Regions from separate parts of the Homo sapiens genome. Here regions 2 and 3 are each linked to region 1. Evidence: read pairs that join two places in POLR2A ChIA-PET (ENCODE). Cell type or tissue: OCI-LY7. All regions are shown on one strand. Each heading gives the region's core, and the rest is flanking DNA. Links, peaks and the distances in the headings are about the cores only.

The links. ChIA-PET counts read pairs that join two places held together with the same protein. Peaks named below come from ENCODE experiments on the same cell type or tissue, not always from the same donor. Only the 100,000 strongest peaks of a DNase experiment are listed, where the experiment ranks them.
Region 2: POLR2A ChIA-PET joins it to region 1 with 17 read pairs; 3 of 35 experiments call an interaction of 5 or more read pairs at or near these places.
Region 3: POLR2A ChIA-PET joins it to region 1 with 13 read pairs; 3 of 35 experiments call an interaction of 5 or more read pairs at or near these places.

What each region holds. Positions count from the first base shown.
Region 1 is chr10:99,922,380-99,930,459 of GRCh38, reverse strand. The region is part of intron 4 of DNMBP (dynamin binding protein); the gene reads left to right. It overlaps DNMBP-AS1 (DNMBP antisense RNA 1), which reads right to left and starts at 3,255. Exons shown (of 5, transcript NR_024130.3): 1 at 3,161-3,255; 2 at 2,220-2,300. In OCI-LY7, for the core only: no CTCF peak of the experiment used is centred there; no DNase peak of the experiment used is centred there.
Region 2 is chr10:100,154,718-100,161,614 of GRCh38, reverse strand. It overlaps ERLIN1 (ER lipid raft associated 1), which reads left to right. Exons shown (of 11, transcript NM_006459.4): 9 at 5,381-5,470; 10 at 6,676-6,755. Among named protein-coding and RNA genes, the nearest start is that of ERLIN1, 28 kb to the left of the region's middle. RefSeq lists a silencer at 3,207-3,256 and an enhancer at 5,313-5,362. In OCI-LY7, for the core only: no CTCF peak of the experiment used is centred there; no DNase peak of the experiment used is centred there.
Region 3 is chr10:100,072,613-100,079,509 of GRCh38, reverse strand. It overlaps CPN1 (carboxypeptidase N subunit 1), which reads left to right. Exons shown (of 9, transcript NM_001308.3): 2 at 3,403-3,599. Among named protein-coding and RNA genes, the nearest start is that of CPN1, 5.8 kb to the left of the region's middle. RefSeq lists a silencer at 2,449-2,508. In OCI-LY7, for the core only: no CTCF peak of the experiment used is centred there; no DNase peak of the experiment used is centred there.

The DNA of each region.
Region 1 (8,080 bases), core at 2,343-4,842:
GTCCAGAAAATGTAGATTATGAGAGTCTCAGCCCTGGGACGAAGGATAATTCACCTACGAGAAGCCCAGATGTGACCTCGAAAGCTGGTGGATACGGGGAGGCAAATGGCTACTCAGACTGTAAGAATCTGAATTATAATCCTGAGGACTCTAAAAAAGCTGAACAGTTGACTGACTGTAGGGGTTTGGATGATTCTTCAGCGAATTTAGGTCAACCTCAGTTGTGGTATATAGACCATGAGAATGTTAACCATAATCTTGAGGATTGTTGGGCAACTAATTTTTATTGTAGAGAACACAGCAATTTATATCATGTTCCTGGGAGTTATCCTGATGGTCAGCCTGTGAGCTTTTCAGATTCGAATGGTGTCAATGAAGATAAGGAATTTATCAAATACCATGAAGGGGACAGGAATGTTCATCAAAATGACAACATGTATCCCAAAGCAAAGACTCATATTATGGATCAGGGTGATTTTGATACAGAAAATAAAGGCTATGATGCTTTATTTGCAAACTGTGCATATAAATCTCGTAATTCCAGAGGGACAGATTCTCTCCATCAAATGGAGAATTTGGAGTATAATGGCACTGACATACCAAGAACAAAGGCACATGGGGGCAGCAGGATCCTTCTGGATGGTCTGCAGACTCAGTGTACCAGGGGAGAACAAGGAGGACATCATTTGGGGATTCCTCAGAGCTCGTCATTAGAGAAGAACATCTGGCATTTAGAGGAAGAGAAAAAATTAAATGGCCCAGAGACTTGGAGAAGGAATAGTTGCCTCCGCCGCACAGCACCCAGCACCCTGAGGCGCTCAGAGTTCGTGCAAAACAGCAAGAAAACCCAAGGTATGAACTCAGCCAGCCTTCTTAAGATAAAGCATAAAGATAGATTTAAAGGGTAGTTATACCAGGTACTAGGAGCACTTGTGTTCTTAAGGAGCCCGGGCCCTGAACTTCTTATCAAGTGCACCTTGAGTGAGAACAACCTTAGAGATTTAATTACTTTGGAAGGCATTGTACAGAGCAAGAGTATATATACAGTGCTAAAAATATGCAACATTCGGATAGCGCTCTCATGGGAACTTTTATTTACGCTTCCTGGTTTTTTCAGATGTCTCTAATCTCAAGTATCTTTCCTTTCTTACTTTCATGTTTTTGTTCATCTTGTCGAGGCAGCAAGTTTATTATCAGGGCATCAAGCTAAAATTCATTTTCCTGGCATGTTTTTTTTTTTTTCTCTCAGTCTCTACACTTCTTTGGACATTAATGGAAAAGAAGACTTGACTTTATTTTTATTTATTTATTTTTTTGAAACAAGATCTCATTCTGTCCCCCTGGCTGGAGAACAGTGGCACGGTCATGGCTCACTGCAGCCTCAAACTCCTGGGCTCAAGAGATCCTCCCACTTTAGCCTCCTGAGTAGCTGGGACTATGGGTACATGCCACCATGCCCGGCTACTTTTTTATTTTTTTGTAGGGGCAGGGTTTCACCATGTTGCCCAGGCTGATCTTGAACTCCTGGGCTTGAGCGAACCACCCACCTCTGCTTCCCAAAGTACTGGGATTACAAGTGTAAGCCACCATTGCCAGGCCTTCATTTTAATTTTTTTTTTTTACCGCTCCTTTCAGAGCAGGGCTACCCCATAGGCAGTGTGCCCAGAGTAGCCCTGATTTGTTTTATAGATTGTTCACTCCTTGACATTCAGGAATCTTAAGTGAATGATGAGTACTGACACTCTTGTGGATTCCAGAAGATTATTTCTAGCTTTCAAATCACTTCATCTCACTGAGCCTTAACTACGTTGTCTGTGAAATGAGAATATTAGGAGTCTTTTATCATGTAGAGGTTCTTTCTTTCTTGCCATTATATCTTTTCTTCAGTTCTCATAAGTGAGCTTTATTTCTACTGTGTTATTTTTATAATTACTGAACTCTCTGTTAAACCTTTCGTGTGTGTGTATGCTGTATGTTGTCTTCATGCCAAACGGCCTTTCTGGTTCTGGCCAATTTTGGGGTCCAGGCTGTGACCAGAGGATAAAGGTTAGTCAGAGAATGTGAATGATCTGAAAAATCCATCTCATGCCCTCCCCTTAAGTAGAAAGTTTCTCGTCTAGGTCTCCTTCAGAATGGGCTGGCTGGTTAGATTTGTACTAGGGGCCACCACAGACTGAAAAGATAAGCCTGCTATGGTCCTGGGATGGCCGGTGGTTTACCTGGTGGTCTTCCAACATGGGCTTGACTTAACTTGAATTTCTGGGGCACCATTTTGGACCTAACAGGCTCTTAACCTGCACCTATAAAGACAAAAATGAAACCAAACCCAGCTTTAGTTGGGAGGCTGAGGTTTTTAGCAGCTAGTCATTTTTTCCTAGGTGCATTTTCTCTCTGAAATGATAGGGACTGGATAACTTCTAAATTCCTTCCAGCTAAAAAAGAAAAAAGTCTGATTCTGTGATTCTTTATATTGGTTTTTGTATTGTTCCTCTTCCCTTCCCCCCGCATCTGTTCCTTTGGTGAACTTTGTTTCCTATGTTTAGTTCCTTATTGTATTAAGCCTCCCAACTGTAATCAAAGTGTGTTTATTCTGTTTGACTTAACAGGAGTGAAACCCTTCTCTCTGCAGTGTTGTAATGTGCCCTCTGATCTCCCTGAAACCAGCTCGGTTCCACCCAATATCATTTCCATTTCTACAACTCTCTTTATCTTTGAGGACTTAACTTTTGAAAGTATATTCATATTTAGTTCACCCCTTTTTGTACCCCTAATATCCTTCTTGACCTATAACAAATTCTGTCTTTACTAGAAATCTTTCAGCATTCTAACGTTCTTTGTTAGCTCTCTCACGCCATTGCCCTTCCTGAATATTACAAGGGAACACTGTGTAATTACACAAAGGAACAAGCATCAGAGTTGGTCTGCCCTGAGTTCAAATCTCAGCTCCACCATTTACTAAATGGCCTTAACTTGACAAAAATTACTTAACCTCTTGGAGCTTCGGATTCTCAATTTGTAAAGTGAAGATAATACCTCTCTCATAATGAGATAGAAAAATAAAACAGTCACATATCCGGAACATAGTAGGTGCTCATAAATGGCCATTTCTTTGTGTTTTATCTGCCCACCTCCCTTCCCCTTTATAAGTTGCGCCACCCACCTGTCACTCCATGGTTTCGTCTCTGAGTTCCAGATTGATAGTCCCTGCTCCCTGTTGGACATCTACCCTAGACCGTAAACACTTCAAGTTTGATTGTCTAAGTGGAATGTCCTGTCCCTTCCTCTTCTCCCGTCTTCCCCTTGCCACCCCTCCTCCATCTGAGACAGAGCTCTGTTCAGTGGCTGCTCTCCAGCCTCTCCCCCAGGCAGGAAGCCAAGTTTTCCCCCAGGCTTTCCTTTCTCACCGGCCTGATCAGTCATTCTCCTGAGGCCTCCATCTGAGGTTTTTTTAGGGCAGGTCTGTTAGGGGTTTGCTCTTAGTCCTAGGGTGTGGACCTCTAGTTCTGAGAGGTGGGCCTTATTCCTAAGGTGTGGCCCTTCGGAGGTTTCAACAGAAAACTGGAAGTGTTTATTGAACCTCCTAACTTGGAGGGACTCAAATTTCAAACTGTGTCTTCCCAGAGCCAGACAGTTGGTGAAGATCTATCTGCTGGGCTCTTCTGGCCTCCAGCTTTCCACGGGGTTCCTTGGAGTCTCATCACCTGCATGCACAGTTGAAGGATTGAGAGGCATTTCTGCACAGATTTTGGGGCTCTCCTCTCTGTGGCTTACTGTTTTCCAGGATTTCCCCCTTAATAGCTAATGTCTTCAGAGCCCCCAGACTGGAACCTTTGGCTGCTCAGCCCAGTAAGATTGCCCCATGTGGGCTTTCTTCTTTTGCTTTATTTCCCGGCGTCCTAAAAGACTAGGGAGTGCCCTGAGGGGAGGACTGGAGACAGGTGCATCTTACCTAGTTTGCTTCCCTTGTTTTGAGTCATATCCCCTCCAAATTCTGCCTGCTTTTGATTGCTTTTCAGTGCCTGCATATAGTTATTTTTTAAAATATCTGTCAGAAGGCTGAGGTGGGAGGATCACTTGAGCCTGGCAGGTCGAGGCTATAGTGAGCTATGATGATGCCACTATACTGCAGCCTGGGTGACAGAGTGAGACCACATCTCTAGAAAAATAAAAGTAAATAAAAGTTAAAAAAATAAATCTTGTAAAGTGTTTTTGGTAGTTATAAGTAGGGAGATTAGTACAATGTGAGCTACTCTACCATTACTAGACCAAGTGTGGGCACTAGGGTTTTGCACTTGCTAATAACATACATGGTTATGATGAGAAGGGGACCTGGTGTTTCAAATTCCACGTTACCTGTTTTGCATGTAAATAATATTAGGATATCTAAATGAAGAGCTCTTACAGAGAAAACTATGAAACTAGAGAGGGCTCTAAACAAAACTAGAGAGGGCTAAAGGTTCAGGGTTGGAAGGCTACAAAATAGGAGCCTCTTATGTTATTACTGGAAGGAAGCTTATATAGCCACAATCCCATGTTTTTGTAAATAATGGGTAGCCACTCATGACTGGGTCTTGAAGTCTGTTTGGGGGTTGCAATCAGCAGTTCTGAAAAATAAAAGTAAATAGAAAAAACTTTCATACTACATTCTATGTAGTAAAAGTAAGCATGTAATACTTTGTGTATGTGTATGTGTATAGACATAAATGTATTATGTAAATGTGAGTTACAGCCTAAAGTGTGGGTCAGGCCAGGCACAGTGGCTCACGCCTGAAATACCAGCACTTTGGGAGGCCGAGGTGGGCAGATCACTTGAGGTCAGGAGTTTGAGACCAGCCTTGCCAACATGGTGAAACCCCCTGTGTACAAAAATACAAAAATTAGCTGGGCATGTTGGTGGGCGCCTGTAGTCCCAGCTACTCCGGAGGCTGAGGCGGGAGAATCGCTTGAACCCAGGAGGTGGAGGTTGCAGTGAGCTGAGATTGTGCCACTGCACTCCAGCCTGGGCGACAGAGTGAAACTGTGTCTCAAAAAAATAAAATAAAAAATAAAGTGTGGGTCACAGTAAAAAATGTTTGAAAAACACTTAAATACAACCCATTTATTTTATAAATGAAGAGATAGAGCTCAGAGAAATTGAAATGTGTTTCCAAGGTAACTGGGTCAAGGATTAGGGCAGGAATAGAATCTGGCTCTCTTGACACCTAGAATGCTTTTCCAGCATTACCACATTTGAAGGCAGAAGCACAGCCGTAGATTGAGTCTGCAAAGATGAATTTAGAATATCAGAAAAGTGTTAGGTATTTCTCTGCAGAGTGCACAGAAAAAAAAAGTGTTAGGAAAGTCAGAGGGAGGCTGCCAACAGAGGTTGCAACTATATTATAGACAGCAGAGGTGCAAAGGTGCAAGAGAGGATATGGACTCGGGAAAGACCTTTGCATTTGGTAGGTTGGTGGAGGGTAGGAGCAGGGGCACAGAGCATATGACAGGGAGTTTAGGAGGGCAGTGGTGATAAGGATATGAAAGCAGTCCCTTAAAAGTTGGGACAGTAATTGCTGTGGAGCAGGAAAATCTTCTGTTTTGTCTTTCTCCCAAGATAAGAAAAACCTGCATTGATTTGAAGGCACTTTTGCGAAGTAGTACACAGACAGCTCAAAGTTTTTAGGACTCTGGTATTCAAGATTTCTTTTCATTGCAAACATGTGAACATGATATCTGTTCCAACAGTCTGTATTCAAGCTTATTATTAATATACCAGCACATAGATCCCATATCTCCTTTAATTGCAGTCCACCAGGTGTTTATTAACTAATGTCTGTACTTGGCATTGTACCAAGCATTGAAGGTATCCAGAGAAGGCAACTATACTCTTAAACACCTGCCATGCAGGAGCTTGCAGATCAGTTGAAGAGACAAAATACAAAAGAAGTATGTATAGCATAGACAGTAAATGCTATGGACAGTTGGAAGGTAGACCAGGTTTTTTGTTTTCTTTTTTGTTTTTTGTTTTTGTTATTTTTGAGACGGAGTCTCGCTCTGTCGCCCGGGCTGGAGTGCAGTGGTGCGATCTCAGTTCACTGCAAGCTCTGCTTCCTGGGTCCATGCCATTCTCCTGCCTCAGCCTCCCGAGTAGCTGGGACTACAGGTGCCCGCCACCACGCCTGGCTAATTTTTTTTTTTTGTATTTTTAGTAGAGACGGGGTTTCACCGTGTTAGCCAGGATGGTCTCGATCTCCTGACCTCGTGATCCACCCGCCTCGGCCTCCCAAAGTACTGGGATTACAGGTGTGAGCTACCGCCACCGCACCCGGCCTGGAGCCTTACTCTGTTGCCCAGGCTGGAGTGCAGTGGCACAATCTCAGCTCACTGCAACCTCTGCCTCCCAGGTTCAAGCGATTCTCCTGTCTCAGCCTCCCGAGTAGCTGGGATTACAGGTATGCACCACCATGCCTGGCTAATTTTTGTATTTTTTTGTAGGGACGGGGTTTCACCATGTTGGCCAGGCTGGTTTCAAACTCCTGGCTTCAGGTGATCCACCCATCTCGGCCCCCGAAGTGCTGGGATTACAGACGTGAGCCACTATGCCCAGCCGAAAGACCAGTTTTTGCTTGAGCTATTAGAAAAGACTGTAGGGAAATGTTTGAACTTGGCTGAAACTTAAAGAAATAATGGAGTTGGGATAGGCAGAGAGAAGCAAGGAGAACAGTTCTGGTTGGGGAAACTATGAGAAAGACATAGGGTTGTGGTGACAAAGACGTGGGGAAGGTGGTGAGGAACACAGTGGAGGAAAGAACTAGAGTACTGAAATCTTAGACGCCAGTAGGAGTTTGGGTTGGAGCTCAAGGAAGAAATCAGAGCTGGGCCTGTATGGAGGTGAGCCACCTCCATAGCTGTATCACTGAGATACAGCTCAGGTACAGAGGGAAGGAACAGCTGGGGAGAGGAGCAGGTGCCTGAGAACTGAGCCTCAGAGATGCCCACAGTTACAGTGCAGGAGGAGGAAGGCAGTAAGAGAGATGGGGCAAGAATATTGGAAGAGGTCAGGAGGAAATCAGAATTTTATTATTATTTTTTTTGGAGACGGACTCTCACTCTTTTGACCAGGCTGCAGTACAGTGGTGTGATCTCAGCGCACTGCAGCCTCCGACTCTGGTGTTCAAGTGATTCTGCCTCAGCCTCCCGAGTAGCTGAGATTACAGGCATGTGCCACCACACCTGGCTAATTTTTGTATTTTTAGTAGAGACGGGATTTCACCATGTTGTCTAGGCTGGAGTCGAACTCCTGACCTCCTGATCCGCCCACCTCGGCCTCCCAAAGTGCTAGGATTACAGGTGTGAGCCACCACACCTGGCCCTAATTTTTGTATTTTTAGTAGAGACAGGGTCTTGCCAAGTTGGCCAGGCTGGTGCTGAACTCCTGACCTCAGGTGATCTGCCTGACTCGGCCTCCCAAACTGCTGGGATTACAGGAGATGTCAATGTCTGAAGCTATTTGGTATGCAACAAGATCCTCAAAGTGTCAAGAAAAAGAAAAGGAGAAAATGTTTGAAGATAAATGGGGTAGTTAAGAGGCAAAGGAGAGGGAAAAAATAAATATGTGGAGGCAAGAGGAAATGAATGCAGGGCCATATTTCTTCAAGAGTTGGGAGATAACTGAAGCTTTCGAGTAAATTAGGCACTCCTCTTCCAAGATTGGAATGCTCCAATTTGGCCAACTCTCATCCAGCCTTGCTTCCTGGGATCATGAGTTGTATTCTCAAGAAGCTAGACAAACAAAATTAGCAGGGTATGGTGGTGCGTGCCTGTGGTCCCAGCAGTTCAGGAGGCTGAGGTGGTTAAGATTGCTTGAGCCCGGGAAGTTGAGGCTGCAGTGAGCTATGATTGCACCACTGCACTCCAGCCTGGGCAAGAGAGTGAGATCTTTTTTTTTTTTTTAAGAAAAAAAAAAAAAAAAAAAAAACAGCAGCAGCTAGGTTATGTGTTTTCTTCCCAAGCCATTACCTATGTTATTTTTACATAACATTCCATCAACAATGAAGGAATGTTGGTCTGGGGAGACCCCAGGCCTCTGTAAAAGCGAGAG
Region 2 (6,897 bases), core at 1,435-3,934, 230 kb before region 1:
TATTTAAAATTATCCTGGACTATTCTAGGCCCTTTATTCATCCACATGAATTTTAGAACCAGCTCCTTAAGTTTTGTGAAATATTGTGTTGGGATTTTGATTGGAATTGCATTGAATGTATGCATCAATTTGGAGAAAATTATGATATTGAGTCTTATAAATCTGTTTCTCCATTTAGGAGAGTTGTCTTTTAAAAAGTGTCATAATTTTCTTCTAAAGTTCTTGCACATTTATTAAAGATTTGTTCTTATATACCTTTATTTTTTTATTGACTTTTTTAAAGGCACATTTTCTAATGGGTTTTGTATAAGTATGCTGTTGATTTTTTTATTTAGCAATATTGCTGAAGATGCTCTTATTTCTAATAGTCGCTTAGATTTCCCATGAACAATCATATGGTCTTCAGACAATAGGTCCTTATCTTCACATAAGGACAATTTTATTTTTCTTCTAAGTCACATACTTTTTATTTCTTCCTGTCTTACTGCTTTAGGCTATGACTTCTAAGTACAGTGTAGAAAAGAAAGTGACAAGTATTCTTGTCCTTAACTTTAAATAGTCCCAGTGACATTTGCTGTACTTAACACTGGTTAATAAAGTTTCAATCTGTACTTTGCTTGCTGAGAGCTTTCATTTTGAATGGCTGTTAAAACTTTCAGAATTTTTTTGAGACAGGGTCTCGCTTTGCCACCCAGGCTGGAGTACAGTGGTGTAATCACAGTTCACTGCAGCCTCAGCCTCCTAGGCTTAAGTTATTTTCCCACCTCAGCCTCTCGAGTAGCTGAGACTACAAGTGCACGCCACCACACCCAGGTAATTTTTGTATTTTCTGTAGAGACAGGGTTTCACCATGTTGCCCAGGCTGGTCTTGAATTCCTGAGTTCAAGTGATCCACCTGCCTCAGTCTTCCAAAGTGCTAGGATTACAGGTGTGAGCCACTGTGCCCAGTCTGAAAATTTTTTCTACATATATTGAGATGTTTTTAAAGCTGTTAATATGGTAAATTATATTAACAGATTTATCTTTGTGTTTCTGGGACAAACAATCCACTTGGTCATTATATAGGTCATTATATACATTTTTATATAGTTTGCTGATAATTTCTTTAGAATTTTTACCTTTATTTTCATAAATGAGATCAGCTTATAATTTTCTTATACTTTTAGTGTTAGGTTTTTTTGTATCATGGTTATACTATCCCCAAGATGAGTTGAAGAGCATGGCTTCCTTTTCTGTGTTCTATTGTATATCACATCATTATGTATCAGATCTGTATAATTTCATCTTTGTAGGTCTGGTGGAACTCGTAAAAGCCATCTTAGTCTTGTGAGGTTTCTGCTTTTTTTCATTTGCTTTTTGTGGTAACAGTTAATCTATTGATTTAATTCCTGTATTGAGTATAGGTATATTCAGATACATGTTTTCTTTTTAAGCCAGTTTTGGTAATTATATTTTCATAGAAAATTGTTCATTTCATCTGATATTTCAAATTTTGGGGCATAAATTTGTTCGTAGAATTCTCTCATGATTTTTAAAACCTCTACCAAATCTGTGTGCCCCTTTTCATTGCTAATACTGTTTTCTTGTGCCTTTTCTTTTGCTGTATCAATTTTGCCAGAGGTCTGTTTTATTTTATTTATCTTTTCAGAGAATTGGCTTTTGTTTTGGTTTTGTTGATTGTTACTTTGTTTAAATTATATTATTTACACTTTTTAAAAAATATTTCCTTCCATCTTTTTTTTTTTTTTAGTTCATTTGTTCTTTTTTAACTTCTTGAGTTGGATAGTTAAGTTTAAGTCTTTTCTAGTGGAAACATGGAAGATTATAAATTTTCTTCTAAGGATTGCTTTAGCTATGTTTCACAGGTTTTGAAATGTACTTTGTATATTGGTGTTCAGTTTTAATTCTAAACCTTTTCCTTCTAATTTCTTCTTTGGCTCATGAATTATTAAAAGTATATGCTTCAATTTCTGGTTTAGTGGGTTTTGAGGGGCTACCTTTTTATTGTTGATTTCCAGTGTTACTACATTGTAGTCAGAAAATAAGACCTGTTATATGGATTCTTAAATATTTATTGAAAATTGCTTTGTGGCCTACCTGTACACGGTCCTTTTTTGTAAATGTCTGTGTGCTTGAAAAGATTGAATCTGTGTTCTCTGGTTGTTGGATGCAGGTTTCTTTATATACTCATTTGGTCAGGCTTATGAATTGTGTTGTTCACATCTTCTGTATTCTTCTAATTTTTGCCTTCTTGACCTATCAATTACTGAGAAGGATGTGTTAAAATTTCCCACTATGACCATGGGTTTGTTGACTTGTAATTTTTTTCTTTATATATTTTGGGACTATATCATTAAGAACATTCAGGTTCAGGATTGTTATATCTCCCTGGAGAATTGCTTCTGTTTTGTAATAATCTTTATCCCTAGATATGTTTTTAACTTAAGAGCTATTTTGCCTGATAATATAGCTATACCAGATTTTTCTTGGTTAGTTATTTTCTTGGTGTACCTTTTCCCATTCTTTTACTTTCAACTTTTCTATGTCATTATGTTTTAGGTGTGTCTCTTGTAAACAGCATATAGCTGGATTTTGTAATCTTATCCAATGTGAGAATCTGTCTTTTAACTGGTGAGTTTAGTCTTTTTATATTTATTGTGGTTACTGCTATATTTGGATGTGTTTGTATCATTTGATTATGTGCTATTTACCATGCATTTTTCTCTGCTTCTTTTTCCCTTTTCTGATTGGTATTGAATTGATTGAATTTTCTTTTCTTTTCTTCCTTTTACTTGATTGGAAGTTTTACATTCCATTGCTGGAATGTATAACTAGTTGTTAATCATTCTATCCTCTTCTTGAACAGTACCTTAGAATGCTTTAACTCTTATCACTGTCCTCCAGTCTTACATTTTATTATTGCGTAGTATTTTAGTTTCATGTTGTCTTTATCCTCCCATCAATTATGATCATTATGATTAATCCTTACAGTAAACACTTATTTTGATTGACATGTGTTGAGTAATGTTTTTTCCTCTCCATTGTTTCTGGTGATTTTTTTTTTCTAGTAATTTTTTTTTCAGTGAAGACTAAGGAGTGAAAGTTATCTTCGGTCCTCCTTGGTCTGAAAATGCTTTTATTTTATCCTTGAATGGTAATTTAGCCTACAATTCTAAACCAAGCTAATTTTTCCTTATCAATATGGCAGTATTATTTCAATTTTGTTTGGCTGCTTGCACCTATTTACAAGTATGTTGTTAGTCCAGTTGTTCCTTTTGAGTAATCAGCCTTTCTTCTCTTTTTGCTTTTAACATGTTTCTGTCTGTATTTGGGTGTTCTTCAGTTTCACTGTGATGTGGCTAGGTAGAGAAGAGGTTACTTCTTAACTGGGCTGGTTGGTAGAGTGTTTTAGTTCCCCTTTCATTAGAGTTGCAGCCCTCTAGAGGTCTCAGTTTTATGCAAGGGTCTTAGTCCTAATATCACAAGGCCTCATCTCCTGGTCTTGCATGGGTAAAAACCCAGGTCCCACTCCCTTCTTGTCTAATAACCACCCCAGGGACACCACCATACAGGCTCTCGGCTCCCCCTTGGCTTAAGTTACTTGAGGATCTCTCATTCTTTCTTACAACTCAGCCATGCATTAAAAAACAAATTTGCTATATTTCATCTAGCATTTTAAGAGGTTGTTAGCTAAAGGGTTTTCTCTCTGGCCTTTTGGCCTTTTGCACCATTTTTCTAGAAGTCTGGTCGTGCTTTTTATTGATTTATTCCCACATGACAGAGCTTTGTTGAATGAGATTACCACAACAGTCCCCCTATGTTGAGGTAACATCCTTTGGGTTCTAGCTGCAGGCTTCAGATCCCTCACCTTTTATTCATGTTTTATCTTGAGTTTCTGCTTACAGTTCAATTTCTAGCCCCATTGAACATAGTAGTTTAGTTTTTGGATGGTGTAATATAGATTGATTTTACATTGGTGGAGAAAGAGGGAATTATCTCCTGGAGCAGTTCGTAAAGCATACTGTTTTATGGAAAGAAAAAAATCACTTGGAAGTTTTCTTTCCATTATGTACTTTTTCTAGGGGTCAGAGATAAGATGTCCTAAAATACCCATCTTCTTTGACTGAAAAGGAGAATTGAGAATGTTCTTTAAGAATAGCAGTGATTGAATGTAAAGTGTAATTCAAGTCTTTCTTCCTTGTCCTGGGTCATTTGGGTAGGCCAGAGGTTTATTAAGGGTGTTGAGTTTCCTCTGCATGTACTTGCTTGCCACACCAACATGTTCACTCCCAATGCTTGTTTTCACCTTCTCAAATGAATCACCCTGCTTTCTGCTTTATTTCCCTACAGCAGTTGGAATACTCCTCTTCTGATACCATTTTCATCCTGTCATTTCCCTAATGGTAACTTAACAGTAGATCCTGAGTATAGTAAAACTAAGCTCCTTAGCCTGTCACTCAAGACAGAGGTCTCCTAGCCCTCTTTCTCTTCTTATTTTATGTTGTCTTCGCTTGTTGGCTGGTTCCATATCACCTCTCCATTGTGACTTGTTCATTTGTGCCTTCTTGTCTTTCTTTTTTTTGTTTTTGTTTTTGTTTTTGAGGCAGGGCCTCACTCTGTCACGCTGGCTGGAGTGCAGTGGCATGATCATGGCTCACTGTAGCCTTGACCTCCCAGGCTCAAGAGATCCTCTTGCCTCAGCCTCCTGTGTAGCTGGGACTATAGGCACGCACCATCATGCTTGGCTAATTTTATAAATTTTTTCTAGAGATGGAGGTCTCACTGTGTTGCTTAAGCTGGTCTTGAACTCTTGGGCTTAAGAGATCCTCCTGCCTCAGCCTCCCAAAGTGCTGGGGTTACAGGCGTGAATCACCATGACTGGCCCTTCTTGTCTTTCTCTGTGCTTCCTGGCATGTCTTCTTAGGTCATATCCATTATTTCCTTTAAGATTACTTCCAGAAGGTCTTCCTTGGTTTAACTTATGTCACTCATTCTTTCTTTCTCCTGCCACATTAATTGTCCTGTGTTGCCATGCATTTATGTTGCTCTGTTTTTGTTCTGTGGTACTTTCATAAAGTATCTTTTTTTCCCATTAGCTTGTGGACCGTTGCTACAGAGTTGCATGAAGGACTGGCACTTTAACCTTTTTTTACTCCTTCTTCCCACAAAACTAGCACTGTCAAAATAGAACAGTAAATTAGGAAATAAATTCCCTTTTTTCCTTTGAGTAGTTTACAGTCTGACTAGATAAAACTTAGTGAAACAATTAGCACATAAAACTTTCTGTAATTAAATGTTAGACTGTGTGCTGCTGGTTCGAAGTGCCTCAGGTACTGTAGAAATGGTTTTGAATGTGTCTTCTTATGTTGTATGATTATAGAAGCAGAGAAGATTGCACAAGTGGCAAAAATTCGGTTTCAGCAGAAAGTGATGGAAAAAGAAACTGAAAAGCGCATTTCTGAAATCGAAGGTACATTGTGGGGAGAGGATGAAGCTCTGCCTGTCCCGAACTGCCTCCTCTCTGCTCCAGGGTTCAGGCCTTTGATTGTGGTGGGTGAGAAGGCCATAGACAGAATAATCTGGTCTGGAGGAAATAGCTGGCCTGATAGTCTAAATAAATTTTTTTAAATTGCTATCACATTTCCAGCTTTTGGGTTTGTTTGTGACTGTGGGTAGCTCAGCTTTCCTTTTCTTCCTTAAATTGGGGCTTATTAGCTACCACTTTATTTTCAGGCAGACAAGGTATGAAAATTACCCATAATCAATAGTAAAGAATATACAAGATAATAAACCCCATCTCTGGCCGGGCGCCGTGGCTCACGCCTGTAATCCCAGCACTTTGGGAGGCCGAGGCGGGCGGATCACAAGGTCAGGAGATCGAGACCATCCCGGCTAAAACGGTGAAACCCCGTCTCTACTAAAAATACAAAAAATTAGCCGGGCGTGGTGGCGGGCGCCTGTAGTCCCAGCTACTTGGGAGGCTGAGGCAGGAGAATGGCGTGAACCTGGGAGGCGGAGCTTGCAGTGAGCCGAGATCCCGCCACTGCACTCCAGCCTGGGCGACAGAGCGAGACTCCGTCTCAAAAAATAAAAAAAAAATTAAAAATAAATAAACCCCATCACGACCAGTTTCTTTTCCACCTGTCCAAAAAAAAAACAAAATTAATTGGGGGGAAAAACAGTTTTCATGGAGGGCCTCACACTACTTGATTTCACATAGTGAGATGTTGATGTTCTTAGCTCGGTCTTGAAGTCACTTGTTATATATTGCTGCTTCCTGTCTGTCTCTGTTGACTGATTCTGGATGAAATTTGGGGGGGGGCTGGAGACAATGCAGTAAATAGAGCTTTTATGTCTGGACTTATTTTACTTGAAGCTTAGTACCTGGGTGGAATGTAAGGCTCTGGGTGATAGGAGGTGGGAGAGTGGGTGGAGGAGAGAAGGAACAACTTAGAGTAGAAAACAAGTAGGCTCAGATGAGCTGAGAGTTATTTGACAGTGAAAAGAGTATTCCTCGTAGAGAAGTTGCTGTTTGGGGACTGGGACTTGAAAACTGCTAATAGGTTTTTAAAACTTTCAATGTGAAATAAGCAGTCACAATATTAAGCAGTGGGGAAAGGGACTCTTAACTAGCTGAGGGAATGGATTGACACCTTTCCTTTGTTTATTTGCTAGATGCTGCATTCCTGGCCCGAGAGAAAGCGAAAGCAGATGCTGAATATTATGCTGCACACAAATATGCCACCTCAAACAAGGTGACTGGCTCCCTGGCCACTTTCCTAATGATGCATTTCGGGGTTTTGCTTTCTCTTTTCAGGAGCTCTGATATGATAGAAGTGATTTTATCCATTGTCAAGAAAGTGTAGTGACCAAGACATCCTCCAGAATTAGTCAGTT
Region 3 (6,897 bases), core at 1,435-3,934, 150 kb before region 1:
GCCCCCCAACACTCCAAGCCCCCTTGTTGGTGCTCCTGTACTTTCTAGCTTTCAAGGCCTTCTTTGAAGCTTTTTCACAGGACTCTAGCCCTCACTGTTCCCTCTTTTCTCTGAAGCACTATAACTGCTATTCACCCATTCATTCCTTTAATTCATTCATTCCACAAATATTTACCAATCACCTACAATATGCAGGCACTTTTGTAGACTCTGGAAGTACAGCAGAGAATAAAACAAAGACCCTGCCCTCATGGGCCCGAATTCTAGTGGGGTAAGACTGACAATAAATGGGTAACTACGTAAATACATATTACATCAGATGGAAATAAGTGCTGTAGAGAAAACTAAATCAGGAAAAAGAGATAAGGATGGCATGGAGGAAGACAAGGAGGAGCAGGAGAGGCACTCAGGAGAGGCGTCTCCACTGAGGTGGCTTTGAACAGAGAGCTGAAGGATGGGTGTGATGGCACATGCCGTGCTGATATTGAGGAGGAAAAGATGACGGGCAGAGGGAAGAGCAAAGGCAATGCTCTGGAGCATGCTTGGCACATGTGAGGAACAGCAAGGGGGCCAGTGCGGCTCCAGCCGAGTGAATGAGGGGAGAGCAAGAGAGGAGGTCACAGCCATGTGATGGGGACACCAGGCAACAGGAGATCACGCAGGGCCTCATAGGCCCTGGTAAAGATCTGGGCTTTTACTTTGAGTCAAGTGAGAAGCCACTGGAGGGTTTTTTAAGCAGAAGGGGGAGACGATCTGTCTTAAATTTTGTAAAGATCACTCAGAACAGGGGTCAGCAAACTACAGCCCAAGGGCCAGCCACCTGTTTTGGTAAATGAAGTTTTATGGGAACATAATCACGCCCATTCACTTTTATCTTGTCCATGGCTGCTTTTGCTGGAAGAGTTGAGTAGCTGTGACAGAGACATCACGGCCCACAAAGCCTAAAGGATTTACTCTCTAGTTCTTTATAAAAAAGTTTTGCCAACCCCTGACTCTGGATAATAGACTTTAAAGGGGCTAGGCAGCTGCAGGGAGACCAAGTGGGAGATTTATTGCAATAACCTAATATTGCCAATAGTACCAAGCTTGAAGGTGCAGGGGCTTGAACCAAAATGGTAGCAGTGATTGTTATGAGAAGTGGTTGTGTTCCAGATATATTGAAAGTAGAGGCCAGCTGTGGTGGCTTATGCCTGTAATCCCAGTACTTTGGGAGGACTGCCTGAGGCCAAAAGTTTCAGACCAGTCTGGACAACATAGTGAGACTTGTCTCTGTAATAAATTTTTTTTTTAGAAAATTAGCCTCGTGTGGTAGTGTGCACTTGTGGTCCCAGCTCCTCAGGAGGCTGAGGCGGGAGGATGGCTTGAACTGAGAAATTCGAGAGGCTATCCTGAGCTATGATTGTGCCACTGCACTCCAGCATGAATGACTGAGCAAGACCCTGTCTCTAAATTAAAAAAAAGAAAAAGAAAAAAGAAAAAGGAGAGCCAAAAGAATCTGCCATTAAGCATCTGCTAAGTGCATGGCACTGTCCAAAGTTCTACAGGGCAGTGGTTCCCAGACTTACAGATTTCATAAAGAAGTTAAAAAAAGTGTTGTTGTTGTTTTTTTTTAAATAAATAGGAGACCGGAGGGAACTAAAACAGATCTTCCAAATTTTATTTTACTGAATAAGGATGTGAAGAAAACTACCTGTCATCTACTATATCCATCCTTTTCTAACAGAAAAGACATTTTAACACCAAGAAAAGTAAGAAAGACATAATCTATGATTTAAAAAAATACACTAAGATTAAAGAATACTCGCTATGGAAAATCCACCACATGATCCTTATGGATTATAAGCATTCCTTTGAGAAAAACTGCTGTAGGTATACTAAGATAAATAATAATGGATGGTGTCACAAGTTAAAAATTATGTACACTGCTAAGGCCAGGTCCGGAAAAGGAAATAGAACATATATAAAAATAGGTAAAACCCAGCCGGGTGCAATGGCTCACACCTGTAATCCTAGCACTTTGGGAGGCCAAGGCGGGTGGATCACCTGAAGTCGGGAGTTTGAGACCAGCCTGGCCAACATGGTGAAACCCTGTCTCTATTAAAAATATAAAAATCAGCCAAGTGTGGTGGCAGGCACCTGTAGTCCCAGCTAATTGGGAGGCTGAGGCAGGAGAATTGCTTGAACCTGGGAGGTGGAGGTTGCAGTGAACTGGGATTTTGCCACTGCACTCCAGACTGGGTGACAGAGTGAGACTCCATCTCAAAAAAAAAAAAAAAAAAAAAGGTAAAACCGGGGAAGTCAACAGAGAGCTCTCTCTCATCAAGGAGAACCCAAGATGACTTCACAGAGTATCATGTGAACTGGGCCTAGAAGGGTGGTGAGAAGGATTTGGAAATGAGAAGATGAAGAGGTACAGAACCAGAAAAGTCATGGACGCAGGAAAGTATTGGGTGTAAGAAAAATCATTTGGCAAGAGCTTTTCTCCTTCCTCTTAAAAGAGGGCAAGAATGATTTTCTTTAGGTGACCCCAGAAACTTTCAGATCCTCAATTCTTACCTCAAGTTGAACAGTTAACATGGCCCAAGAGAAGACTGAGGAATGAGACATAGCAGGTGCCTTCCTATTCTGTGCCTTCAGATTTGGCCTGCTTAGATTTGAAGGAGTGATTTTAGTTTTCCTGTACTTCAGTGGGGACAATGGAGAACGAGCTCAGTCCTGCCCCCAATCCTATTCTTCATGGTAGGTGGGGTGGGAGGGAGTGGGGAAAACCCCTGCCAGCCCACTGAATCTTAGATCCATCGCTGCGGAGCTGGTCACCTCTGCTCACCTGCTGTGTTCTTGTTCAGATGGAGCAAGAAACTTTTCAAGTGCCAAGAAAACTAAGTTTTCAACTGGGATCATTAGCGGCTGTTACGCTAAAACCTAGAGTACTTCATGAAAACAGGTTCTGGGGAACATCCTTATCCTGAAAGATTTGTCTCTGAGAAGCAGCATGCTACTGTAAATGGCACTGTAAGTGCCACCTGGGCTTGGGCCTCTATAGAGCCATTAGCTAGGCAACCTCAGACAAGTTACTTAACCTCTCCCATCCTTATTACCCTCACCCTGAGGCTATTAATGCCCACTTTACAAGTTTTCTGTGAATTTTAGCAGTATTGAACATAACTGTCTAGTACACTATGGGGGTTCAATACATGGCACTCATTATCATCCCTGGCATGAATTTTTGTAGGTTTTGTAACTGTAATTGGTTAGGAAGGGGCTCAGGGATTATTGCAAAAGACCCAATGAAAGCATGAGATTTTCTTTCATTCGTTACTGAAAAAGAGAAAAAAGGTCCTTCTGCAAGGTTAGGCATCAATGACACTTCCAAGCTTCCCCCATCTTTTCTCTTCCTTGCAGTGGAACCAGAGGTCAAGTATGTGGGGAACATGCACGGCAACGAAGCGTTGGGCCGCGAGCTGATGCTGCAGCTGTCGGAGTTTCTGTGCGAGGAGTTCCGGAACAGGAACCAGCGCATCGTCCAGCTCATCCAGGACACGCGCATTCACATCCTGCCATCCATGAACCCCGACGGCTACGAGGTGGCTGCTGCCCAGGTACGAGGTCCAAGGGAGATGCCGGGGAGAGATCAAGGCCTTCTTAGGAAATAAAGTCCAGTGGACAAGATTCCCTCTCTGTCCCACTGTAAATATCACAAATGTTAAAAGTAAAAGATGAAATGGCCAAGAGAAAAAATCCATCAGAAATATAAGAAAGGATGAAGAGGTGGGTTCAGTCCTACAGCACCTCAGGCAATAAACATGGGCTCTCTCTGAGCCTGCATTCCCTCAACACCTTTCCAGATGACCTCAGGGTTTTATTGTGAGGATTAATGTGGCAATATCTGTGATAACACTTTGTAACCTGGAAAATACTCAACAGATGTGGAGGGATATTGCAAAATAAAGCTCCTTTCCTGGACTTTCAGCATCAAACCCTACATACCTTTCTTTCTTCCACACTACATTTCCATTTGCATTTGTGGAGAAAATAACAAGGACAACAGGCTTTCCCCAGAACTGGGGGTAGGGGGCTAATTCTACATTCTTCATACTTTATTATATTTCCATAGAGTTGTTTCCTCTACTAGTATAGCACTTAGTCTATTGATTCTATATTTTAGAGTTATATTTGCAGTGGGACCGATAAGAAAAAATGTCTAAGGGCTTTCTTTTTTTGGGATAGAGTCTTACTTTGTTGCCCAGGCTGGAGTGCAGTGGTGCGATCTCGGCTCACTGCGATTTCTGCCTCCCAGGTTCAAGCAATTCTCCTGCCTCAGCCCTCGAGTAGCTGGGTCTACAGGCGTGCGCCACCATGCCCAGCTAATTTTTTGTAGTTTTAGTAGAGACGGGATTTCGCCAGGTTGGCCAGGCTGGTCTTGAACTCCTGGCCTCAGGTGATCCACCCACCTCAGCCTCCCAAAGTGCTGGGATTACAGGCGTGAGCCACCGTGCCTGGCAGGACTTTTTACTTTATTTTCTAACATAAATTCAAAATGTCAGCGTGCCTAACATTTGTCTTATTATTATTAGTAACATCTTAAGTGTTTCAGATCGATATGCGTAACTTTAAATCAATGGTTCTCTTCTGTGGCTGTGCATCAGAATCACAGATGAAGATTTTGAAGTACAGATTCCCAGGTCCCACCGCAGGCCTACTGAGTAGTATTGTCAAGGGTGAGGCCAGGCATCGATCTGCCTTATGCAATGGAGATGTTCCTTTAAAAGCTGTGTTTAAAAGGCAGGGTTTTCGGCCGGGCGTGGTGGCTCATGCCTGTAATCCCAGCACTTTGGGAGGCTGAGGTGGGTGGATCACCTGAGGTCGGGAGTTCGAGATCAGCCTGACCAACATGGAGAAACCCTGTCTCTACTAAATATACAAAAAATTAGCCAGGCATGGTGGCATATGCCTGTAATTCCACCTACTTGGGAGGCTGAGGCAGGGGAGTTGCTTGAACCCAGGAGGCGGAGGCTGTGGTGAGCCGAGATCGTGCCATTGCACAGTCCTGCCCACATCCTTTGCAGTAGGTGGGGTGGGAGGGAGTGGGGAAAATCCCTGCCAGTCCACTGAATCTTAGAGCCATCTCTGGGAAGCTGGTCACCTCTGCTCACCTGCTGTGTTCTTGTTCAGAGGGAGCAGATCTTGAACCTGAACCCGAGAGGACCCATCAGGTTCTCAGACTCTCAGAGATACCTGCCATGCCCAGAGGCAAGCTGTCTGCGTGGCTACACAGAGAAGAACTTCCTGGCCACCAGACTTTGAAGCCACTTGTAGGTGGCCAGAATAATGCCCCCCACCAAAGATGTCCATGTCCTAATCCTCAGAACCTATGAATATGTTATGTTACTGGGCAAGGAGGAATTAAGGTTGCAGATGGAACTAAGGTTGCTAATCAGTTGACCTTAAAATAACCTGGAGTATTGTGGGGGGGGGATGGGGCCCAGTGTAATCAATTACGAGGGTCCTTTAAATGTAGAAGAGGGAGGCCAAAGGTCACAGTCAGAGAGAGCTCTGAAGATGTTACACGGCTGGCTTTAAAGATGGAAGAGCCTTGGCTGGGCGCCGTGGCTCAGGCCTGTAATCCCAGCACTTTGGGAGGCTGAAGTAGGAGGATCACCTGAGGTCAGAAGTTCAAGACCAGCCTGACCAACATGGAGAAACCCTGTCTCTACTAAAAATACAAAATTAGCCAGGCGTGGTAACACATGCCTGTAATCCCAGCTACTCGGGAGGCTGAGGCAGGAGAATCACTTGAACCTGGGAGATGAAGGTTGCGGTGAGCTGAGATCACGCCATTGCACTCCAGCCTGGGCAACAAGAGCAAAACTCTGTCTCAAAAAAAAAAAAAAAAAAAAAAGATGGAAGAGCCAAGGAATGTGAATGATCTCTAGAAACTGGAGAGACACCTTGCTTTTAGGCCTGTGAGACCCGTTTTAGTCTTCTGACCTCCAAAACTATGAGACAATACACTCGTGCTGTTTTAAACCACTAAATTTGGGGTAATTTGTTACAGCAGTAATAGGAAACACAACACTAGCCCTGTTTATGAAACCTTCTGTTAGGGGAAGCCCCTTCCTGCCAACTTAACTATTGACCAGTGTGCAGGGAAATCAGTGGATAATGCCCATAGCTGTTTATGCTGACAGTCAAGAGTTGCCTTGATATAAATAAGCAAGCAGTGACAAGCCCCTGGAAGCATAAAGAAAATCATTATGTCACAGAAGTGTACACCAAAATGAAAGATCCAATAAATGTTTTCCACTGGAACACAACTGATGTAGGAAACTTAAAGGAACTTCAAAACAATTATGTTTTCAATAGGATCTAAAAATGAAATACAAGCAGGGTGCCATGAAAAGAGGAGAAATCTGAGAATAATACTGAATTCTTAGAAAAAAATGTAATCTGCCGCATTTTATTGGTTAGAAAAGGGAAAATATGAGAACGGCGATTCATCTGTGAGATTGTAGCTTCCCGGCATCCATTCATTCACTTCCAGGAACAGCCAACAATTTGGGCTCCACCTTCTCAGTCTACAGGGACCCAGTTGGCACTATTTCCCTTCTCCAATGCCACACAAAACATTAAATGGAATTTCAATTTTGAATGAGCCTTTTAACATATCTCTATTCTATCACTCTATGTATTTAATTATTTATGTGTGTGTCCATCTCCCCATGTGTACTATGAATTCCTAGAAGGCTAGACTACAATGTCTCACTTATCTCTTTCCCCAGTGTCTATCTGAGAGCTCTGAATAGAGAAGGACTTAAGTAAATGTTGGTTGACTAAATAGATGACCTAATGAGTGAGTGAATACATGAGCAAATAAATGATAAAATCTGAAATATGGAC